Linked DNA regions of Homo sapiens: region 1 is linked to region 2. A link is an interaction called in ENCODE POLR2A ChIA-PET data of the cell type or tissue named here. Cell type or tissue: OCI-LY7. All regions are shown on one strand. Links, peaks and the distances in the headings refer to the core of each region. The heading gives the core; the rest is flanking DNA.

What was found. ChIA-PET counts read pairs that join two places held together with the same protein. Peaks named below come from ENCODE experiments on the same cell type or tissue, not always from the same donor. Only the 100,000 strongest peaks of a DNase experiment are listed, where the experiment ranks them.
Region 1: POLR2A ChIA-PET joins it to region 2 with 6 read pairs; 2 of 35 experiments call an interaction of 5 or more read pairs at or near these places.

Annotation. Positions count from the first base shown.
Region 1 is chr9:90,713,250-90,717,650 of GRCh38, reverse strand. No RefSeq gene overlaps it. Among named protein-coding and RNA genes, the nearest start is that of DIRAS2, 73 kb to the right of the region's middle. In OCI-LY7, for the core only: no CTCF peak of the experiment used is centred there; no DNase peak of the experiment used is centred there.
Region 2 is chr9:90,833,839-90,838,239 of GRCh38, reverse strand. All of the region lies in intron 1 of SYK (spleen associated tyrosine kinase), which reads right to left. Among named protein-coding and RNA genes, the nearest start is that of SYK, 34 kb to the right of the region's middle. In OCI-LY7, for the core only: a CTCF peak has its summit at 3,262 (motif pointing right); a DNase peak (open chromatin) is centred at 1,659; H3K27ac peaks cover 1,234 bases.

The DNA of each region.
Region 1 (4,401 bases), core at 220-4,219, 120 kb after region 2:
GTCCATCGCAGGTGTGCATTGCTGGAGAGCACCTCCTCAACCTTACACAACAGTGCTAAATTGCCTTCTTTCCAAATGGTGGCACCAATTCATGTGCTTGCTGCAGGCATTCATGCGTTCAAGCTGCTACACATCCTCTTTGACACTTGGGATTCTCTGACTTATAATTTGTTTTCGGTCTGATGAGTAAGAAATGCTATGTGATTATTGAAATGCTCATTTCATTGATTATCAGTGTGGTTGACCTTTTAAAAAATATTTTTACTGGTCATTTGCTTTTCTTGTGAATTGACTCTTTAGTTATCCTACACATGTTGCTTCCTTTAAAAAAATCATTTTTGAAAGTCTTCATATTAATTTGTTGTTAAACTTTTCTTTAGGGCATTAAATATATTTTCTTCCAGGCTGTCTTTGCTTATTTATTCATTTGAGACAGAGTCTTGCTCTGTCACCTAGGCTGATGTGCAGTGGCGAGATCTCAGCTCACTGTAGGCTCTGCCTCTCAGGTTTAAGCAATTATTGCGCCTCGACCTCTTAGGAAGCTAGGATTACAGATGTGCACCACCACACCTGGCTAATCTTTGTATTTTTAGTAGAGATGGGGTTTTACCAGGTTGGCCAGGCTGGTTTCGATCTCCTGGCCTCAAGCAATTGGCCCACCTCAGCCTCCCAAAGTGCTGGGATTACAGGCATGAGCCACTATGCCTGGCCTATTTTTATGTTATTTTTAAAAATAAATTTTATTGGTTTCATGTGGATGAATCAATTTTTTTATTGTTTTCTTTTCTTTCTGTGCCTTTTCAGTGAAACTCTACACTATGTTGGAGTTCTCCTGGAAGAATAGTATCCCTCTCTTCCTAATATTCCGATTGTTGTGTTAATTATTACTTTTAGCTATTTCCAGCAATGCCTGTGTGAACATTTTTTTACACATCACTTTGTAAATATGTGTGAGAATCTACTGTCCATCGCAGGTGCGACATTGCTGGAGTGCACCTTCTCAACCTTACACAACAATGCCAAATTGCCTTCTTTCCAAATGAGAAGGAAGAAAAGAAAGAAGAAAAATATTCTTTTTCTCAAAAGAAGAAAAGTACTTCTTCCAGGAATTCTCAAAAGTTGACATTCTCCTGTATTTATTTGTGAGCATTTGTATTAGTTCATTCTTGCACTGCTGTAAAAAAAAAAAAATACCCGAGACTGGGTAAATTATAAAAAGAGGTTTAATTGGCTCATGGTTCTGCAGGCTGTACAGGAAGCATGGCAGCATTTGGTTGGCTTCCAGGGAGACCTCAGGAACTTTCAATCATGGTGGAAGGCAAAGGAGAAGCAGGCACGTCTTACCGGGCCAGAGCAGGAGAAAGAGAGTTGGGGAAGTACTGCACACTTTTAAACATCCAGATCTCACAGGAACTCTTATCATGAGAGCTGCACCAAAGGGCTGGTTCTAAACCATTCATAGAGGATCCATGGCCGTGATCCAATTGCCTCCCACAGGCCTCACCTCCAACATTGGGGATTGCAATTCAACATGAGATTTGGGCAGGGACACAGATCCAGCTCGCACTAGCATTGGAAATTTTTTCATTCCGTATTTGAGTTTGTGATCCATGTTGAATGTCTTTTCATATACTTTTATGAAGATGTCAGTTAGGGATCAAAATGCACTTTTTCTCCATACAAATAAACAACTATTTTAGCTCTATTTTTTACTCATAAGGCCACCTCTTTCATTGATCAAGTTTCTATATAGGTTTGTGGGTCTATTTACAGACTTTTTATTTTTGTTTTAGGTCAATTTATTTCCTGAATCAAAGTCCCATTGTATTAATTAATATACTATTATTATTATCTTATTTTTTTTTTTTTTTGAGATGGAGTCTCGCTCTGTTGCCCAGGCTGGAGTGCAGTGGCATGATCTCAGCTCACTGCAACCTCCACCTCTTGGGTTCAAGTGATTTACAGCTAATTTTAATATTTTTAGTAGAAACGGGGTTTCACCATGTTGGCCAGGCTGGTCTTGAACTCCTGACCTCAAGTGATCTGCCCGCCTCGGCCCCCCAAAGTGCTGAGGTTACAGGCGTGAGCCACTGTTCCCAGCTTATTAATATACTATTATAATATGCTCATATAATATAACATAATAGTTCTATAATATAGTAGGTCTTAATATCTGGCAGGGAAAAGACACTCTATATTTCTCTTATTTTTTTTCCCAAAATTATCTATGGCCTTCCTAGCACTTTGCTCTTCCTTATCAATTTTAGAATCTGTCTGTCCTGCTCATAAATGTTTTATCAGGACTTTGTGGACTTGGATTGAATTTATGGATTGATTAGGGGAAAATCAACCTCTGGTGGTGAGTCTTTCTATTTTTGAATATGGTATATTTATTGCTCAAATGATTTAGGTCTTCTGAAATGACTTTTAATAAAGTTTCATAATTTTCTCTGTAGAGGCTTATTTTTTATTGCTATTGTAAGAGTAACTTCTTAAATTAAAATTTCAGACAGATGCTTACGTATAAGGGTACATTCAATCTAAATTTATTGATTCTGTATTCAGCCAATTTGCTAAACTCCCTTTTAATTCTGATATTATGCCTGCAAATTCTTTTGGACAGTTTTTGTATATGTAACTAAATGTAATTTTGTTCAATCTTCTCCGATTAATTATTTTTCTTTTCTGACAGGGATCTTAAATAAATTGAAGCATTGAGTCAATTACATTAATTGTGATTATTTTGATAGTGGAATTTTAAAAAATTTTCATTGTATATTCTATATATGCTCTTGCTCTTATTCCTGGGGCAGGCCAGGTCTCCCTAACGGCTGAACAGGCAGGCCTCCATAACAGATGTTTCAGCACTGACTGAGTGGTTAAGCTACTCAGCTTAAGTGGTTAGGATTAAACAAATTTTATTGGGGGTCTGAAGGAACTCCCCAAACCTCCATGATTTAGCAGGAGACAAGATAAGGGTAATCACCGCAGCACCTGGACTCATTTAGATTAAGTAAATTTACTGAGGCTCCAGAGGAAGGTCTTGAGGACTCGGATCTTAGTTATAGATTAGAAGAAGTTAATTGCTTATGTATTTAGATGCATGCACATTAACAGATAAACATATAGCTTAGAAGGTATATAAGCTCTGGAAAACTTTGTAATTTTGAGTTGATCTGGTGATAATTTCCAGGCTTTCTCCCTCTAATTGATTACAGAAATAAACTCCCTCCTTTCCCAGTTCATCTGCATCTTGTTATTGGTCCACAAGAATAAACAGCCTGACCCTTGGTTTTGTCTGGGAACACTTTCTTGAATTTAAAGATCATTTGGAATTATTCTTTTCCCTCATTCCATTTTCCCCCTGTGTTTATTTGGAAGTTTTATGCTATGTTTCTGTGCATTTAGTGGTTACTCTTGTTCTCTTGTTTCTGTGTGTGTGCTTGTGTGTATTTTAATTCTGAGCTCCTTGGTTATGGAGAAGCTCTCAGTAGCACCATGTGAGGTCCTGGGTGTAATTTTATCCTTCAGAGGGTTTGCATTCACTCCTGTGGGTACCATGGTGGTGCTACCTACCAGAAGCCACTGTAATTTGTTTACTTAAAGCTTTTGTACCACAAAAATAGTATGATTCAGTCCAAAAACAGCTTGGGGGTACCTTGGGCTTACAAATTATCAGCGGCAATTTTACTTCCTTCAATTGTCAAGGTAGAGATGATCAAGTTCTTCACCAGGCATAGGTGATTTCTTCTTCACCCACACTGGGAGCCACATCACTGGGGCCTCCAGCTATCTGTGTGCACTGTCTCCTCTGTTCTACCTCTCCTTTTCCACACACCTGATGCCCTTTGTGTAGAAACTTGAGGTCTCCAGGGAATTGCAGGTGGCCTTGAGGAAGTTTTCTTTGCTGTTCTCCTTTCAGGATTCTTGTCCCCTCATTCCTCCTCACCACCCTTCCTTTCCTTTGGCTCTGCAAATTCCTTCTTTTGTGCCTTGAAATTAATTTAAGAAAATGTTTCATAAAGTATGCATTTTATTTTGTATTTAGTTGTTTCATTTGGAGGGTTGTTCATGGCATCCTGCCATAATCCTGAAATTTGAGAGTTGAAACATACATGATGAAAAATGGCAAAATTTGCAGCAGAAAGGCACGGCATGATCAATTTTAATGTGTTGTTTCTTGGCAACATTTGACAACACTCTCCTTTTCTAAGGCGGCAGTGTGTCTGGAGCCAGGACATCCTGGCTTGTGTGTTACCTTCACCACTTGCTGGCTCTGTGACCTGGGACAAATTTCATCATTCTTGTGTCCTCAGCTTTCTCATCTCATACTTACTGTTTATTCCAAGAAACAAAACGCTGTATGAATACCCTACTGATGAGGACATTTAAACTTTTTCC
Region 2 (4,401 bases), core at 158-4,157:
CCTAGTGCAGAATAAGTCATCAAAAATATTTGTTGGTTAATGGGTATTTATTTCTCTCCACTGAGCTCCTGATCTGCATGTCTGCTTATCTGACGTCCCCCCTTGGATGTGTAACAGACAAGTTGACCTCCACATACTCCAGATGAGGCTTTTGACTCCTCCTGCCACTCCCTCAGCAAATCTCTTCCTCCCTCAGTCTCTCCTAATTGAGGAAATGACATTGAGCACCACAGTTGCTGAGGATGAGACCCTGGCTGCTTTCAGGAGTCTTCCCTCTCACCAAGTCAGAAAGGAATGTGCTTTCTACCAGAAGCATTGGCCACTCACAGTGATGCAGGGAAGCCATGAGCTTGTGCAGGAGCTGAGCTCCATCTGATGCAGTCACAGGGATGGAGAATCTTGAAGCAGGTTAGATGAGCTGGTCTCCAGGTCCTCTGAGTAGCTTTTCTTTAAAATATATTCCCAAGCCATCATGTCTCCCCATAGCTCCTGAGGCTGCCCTCGTGGAAGCCACCGCCATCTCTCAGGTATTGGAAGTCTCACCTGGTCCTTCCTTTCCTTACTGACAATTCCCTACCCTGAAGGTGGAGTGAGGCTCACAAGGAACCTCTCCATCCACATCACATCGCAAATCTTCATTGCTCCTCCACAAGGCTCTCCTTGACCAGGCCCGAGACCTGCAACCTCACCTTGCTCACTATCTCCACCACACTGTGCTTCTGCCTCCAGGTTGAGGCCTCTCCTGCCTCCTGCTTGGCTTCCTCCTTCTCAGGCCTTTACTCAGAGAGTTGCATCATGATGATCCAGTCTCAGGTGCTGCTTCGGCCTACCTTGGCCACCCCCGCACATAGTTAACTTCTCAAAAGCATCTATTACCTTTGTAGCATCAACACAAACCTGCCCTTTCCCTAAAATGTGAGCCCCAAAGGTCTGGAGATTTCACTGCCTTGCTCAGGCTTCAGGGTTTAACCAGAGGCTGGCAAAATCCTGCTTGATGGAAACATGTTGCTCTTTGCTTTTTAGGATTTCCACAGTGAATATACAACTGACCCTTGAACAATGTGGGGATGCTGACCACCCACCCTGTAGTAAAAATTCATGTGTAACTTTTGACTCCCCCAAAACTTAACTAATAGTCTACTGTTGACCAGAAGGCTTACCTATAACATAAATAACTGATTAACACATATTTTGCATGTTATATGTATCATATACTATATTCTTATAGTGAGGTAAGCTAGAGAAGAAAATGTCATTAAGAAAATCATAAGGAATAGAATATATGTTTACAATACTGTACTGTATTTATCAATACCATAAATTTACTGTCATCTGTTTACAAGATGACTCATCCATCTGAAATGGCAGGCAACCATGGCTACAGTCCTCCATCTACAATCCTCATCAAGCAATTCAGCTTTTTCTTATAATGTCATGACTTCTTGGGAGCACTTCCAGCCTCACTGTGACCCTTCACATGGGACCCATGGTGTTATTCAGGTTGTACGGTATTGCACTAAACATTATGAAAAATACTTGAGAACTGCAAGAGATCACTTATTAAAGATCACTTTTTACTGCAATATGCAATTTACTGGAGAGATGAACTGCTCACACAGAGATGATGAGCATCACACAGTGATTTAGGCAGGTACTTGCAACTCTCGAGCTCATCACAATAGCAACAGGAAGTGGCTATGAAATTATTACAGCAGTACAGTGTGTACTGCAGTTAATTTTATGCAATTATGATTTAATACTGCATCTTTATATTTATTTACATTTTCCTCGACTGTGAATGGCATATAAGTATTTATGTGTAAGTTTTGATAAATTTTAATTTTAATAATAGAGTTGTACACATTTTATGGTAGTAAATGAAAAAATAGACTACATATATTTTGTGCATTCAATATACACTTAACTTTTTCTTAACTTTTTTTTTTTTTTTTTGAGATGAAGTCTCGCTCTGTTGCCCAGGCTGGAGTGCAGTGGCACAATCTCGGCTCACTGCAAGCTCCGCCTCCCCAGTTCACGCTGTTCTCCTGCCTCAGCCTCCCAAGTAGCTGGGATTACAGGTGCCCACCACCACGCCTGGCTAACTTTTGTATGTTTAGTAGAGACGGGGTTTCACCTTGTTAGCCAGGATGATCTCGATCTCCTGACCTCGTGATCTGCCCTCCTCAGCCTCCCAAAGTGCTGGGATTAGAGGCGTGAGCCACAGCGCCCGGCCAACATTTTTTATATTTCTGGGCTATGGAGTTCATCTGCAAGTTTTTAAAATTGTCAAAAACCTTCAAAACTTTTTTCCAATATTTTTGTTGAAAAAAAATCCGCATATAAGTGAACCCACATGGTTCAAACCTGTAACGTTCAAGGGTCAAAATTGTATGTTGCTTTTGTAATAAAAATGCTAAACATGCAATTGCTGTGTGTCCAGATGGAGGCTAACAGGGCCAGAATCAGAGAACCCTGGCAACTAATCTGCGAGATGCTCCAGCCCTGTGGCTGCTTCAGATGGAGCTTGGTTCCTACATAAGCTCCTGGCCTCTTAAGGGAAGGGAACTCACTCCAATGTGTGCCGATGCTTCTGTTGGAAAACACTTTCTTATCTGATTCCCCATCTCTCCTTCCCCATCTCTCCTCCTCCATTTCCCGTCTTCCAACTGTGCACAGGACAAAGAGAACACAGCCAGTTCTGCTTCCCCAAAACAACCTGCAAATGCTTGCTCTTGGCAGCCACTCCAAGTCAATGCATTCTTCCTGCCTTGACATTATTTCAAGACCTCTCACTCATTTTGTCCAAACAATTTCATATCACCCAAGCTCCTCTTAAAAGTGCACCGGCCCCAGTGACGCTGCCAAGATTTCCTGGGCCCGTGTCCAGCTGTCCATGAATGCAGCTATGGGTGGCCCCATCCATCCAACATCTCCGCTGGGCTTCTGGAGAATGAACAGCTTCCCTTTTCAAAAGCATGTGGTCAAAACACATCCCCCACACTCAATTTACAAATTAAGATGGTTGCCTTTACCCTGTTCCCCCTCCTTATGATGGTCCCACCCATTTCCATCTGGCACCATTCATCACATTAGCTCGGGGTTACTCAACCTTGGCACTCTTGACATTTGGGCTGGATCCTTCTCTGTTATGTGTGTAGGGTCGGGGGCTGTCTCATCTAGTACAGACTATTGAGCAGCATCCCTGGCCTCTCCCCACTAGATGCCAGTAGCACCCCATTCCCCAATCATGACAGCCAAACATCGTCTCCAGATATTGCCAAGTGTTCCCTAAGGGTAACTTACCCCTGACTGGAAACCACTGTGTCAGCTGTTGTGGACACAAATCTGATGTGCCCATTTTATTGCTCTAGCCCAGGGGTGTCCAATCTTTTGGCTTCCCTGGGCCACACTGATAAAAGAAGGATTGTCTTGGGCCACATATAAAATATACTAATACTAATGATAGCTGATGAACTACAGAAAAGAAGGGAAAGAAATCTCATAATGTTCTAAGAAAGCTTACAAATTTTAGTTGGGCCACATTCATAGCTATCCTGGACCACATGTGGCCTATGGGTCATGGGTTGGATAAGCTTGTTCTAGCCTTTTTACCAATAAATTAGATGAACAAATATTCCCCTATTTAATTTGTTAACATCATTGCCAATGAACAAAAGACAAGGCTGGAAAGGAATGGTACCCCGTGGAGGTGGTTCCACTGGGCCAGAGAGCAGGAAACCCAGGGACACAGAGGTGAGAATCGGGAACGCTGGCGACCCGGCCCAGCTTTGTGTGACCTGGGCACTATAGCAATAGAGTTCTTCACTGGTGAAAGGGGATGACAGTATACCAAAGCCACTGTAACTAATTTCAGTCATGAGTGGGGAGTGTGGAGGGGTGCCCAGGGCAACTGGACCCTCTCAAGTGGGAACTTTGAATAGAAGAGGGAAGGATAAGTCATGGTGAGATGAAGGAAAAAGCACGGGCAGCCAGACCCACACTTCATAAGAAGGCATGCATGTGTGTGCATGTGTGTGCACACATGTGTGTGCATGAGGCTGGGAGACAGACGGACATGCCCACCCCCACCTGAAGATGGTGGAAAGTCAGTGAGGGCTTGGACTGAACCAAAGACAATGCTTCCTTACCTCAAAATCCTCCCTAGTGCCAGTCAGGCTTCACCTTGCACGTGATACACCATGAGGAGTTAAATCTAGAACGGAGTCAGATTTATTCTACAGGCTTTGATTCTTTCTGCCCCACACCAAAGAAGCCCTGCCAGCCACCCTCCTGGAGCCTGCAGAAATGGATGAGCCCATCATATCCCACTAGCATCCTCATGTCTTCCATGTGTTTTATTTAAATTATACTGTATCCTTTTGCACTTACTGGCATGTTTCA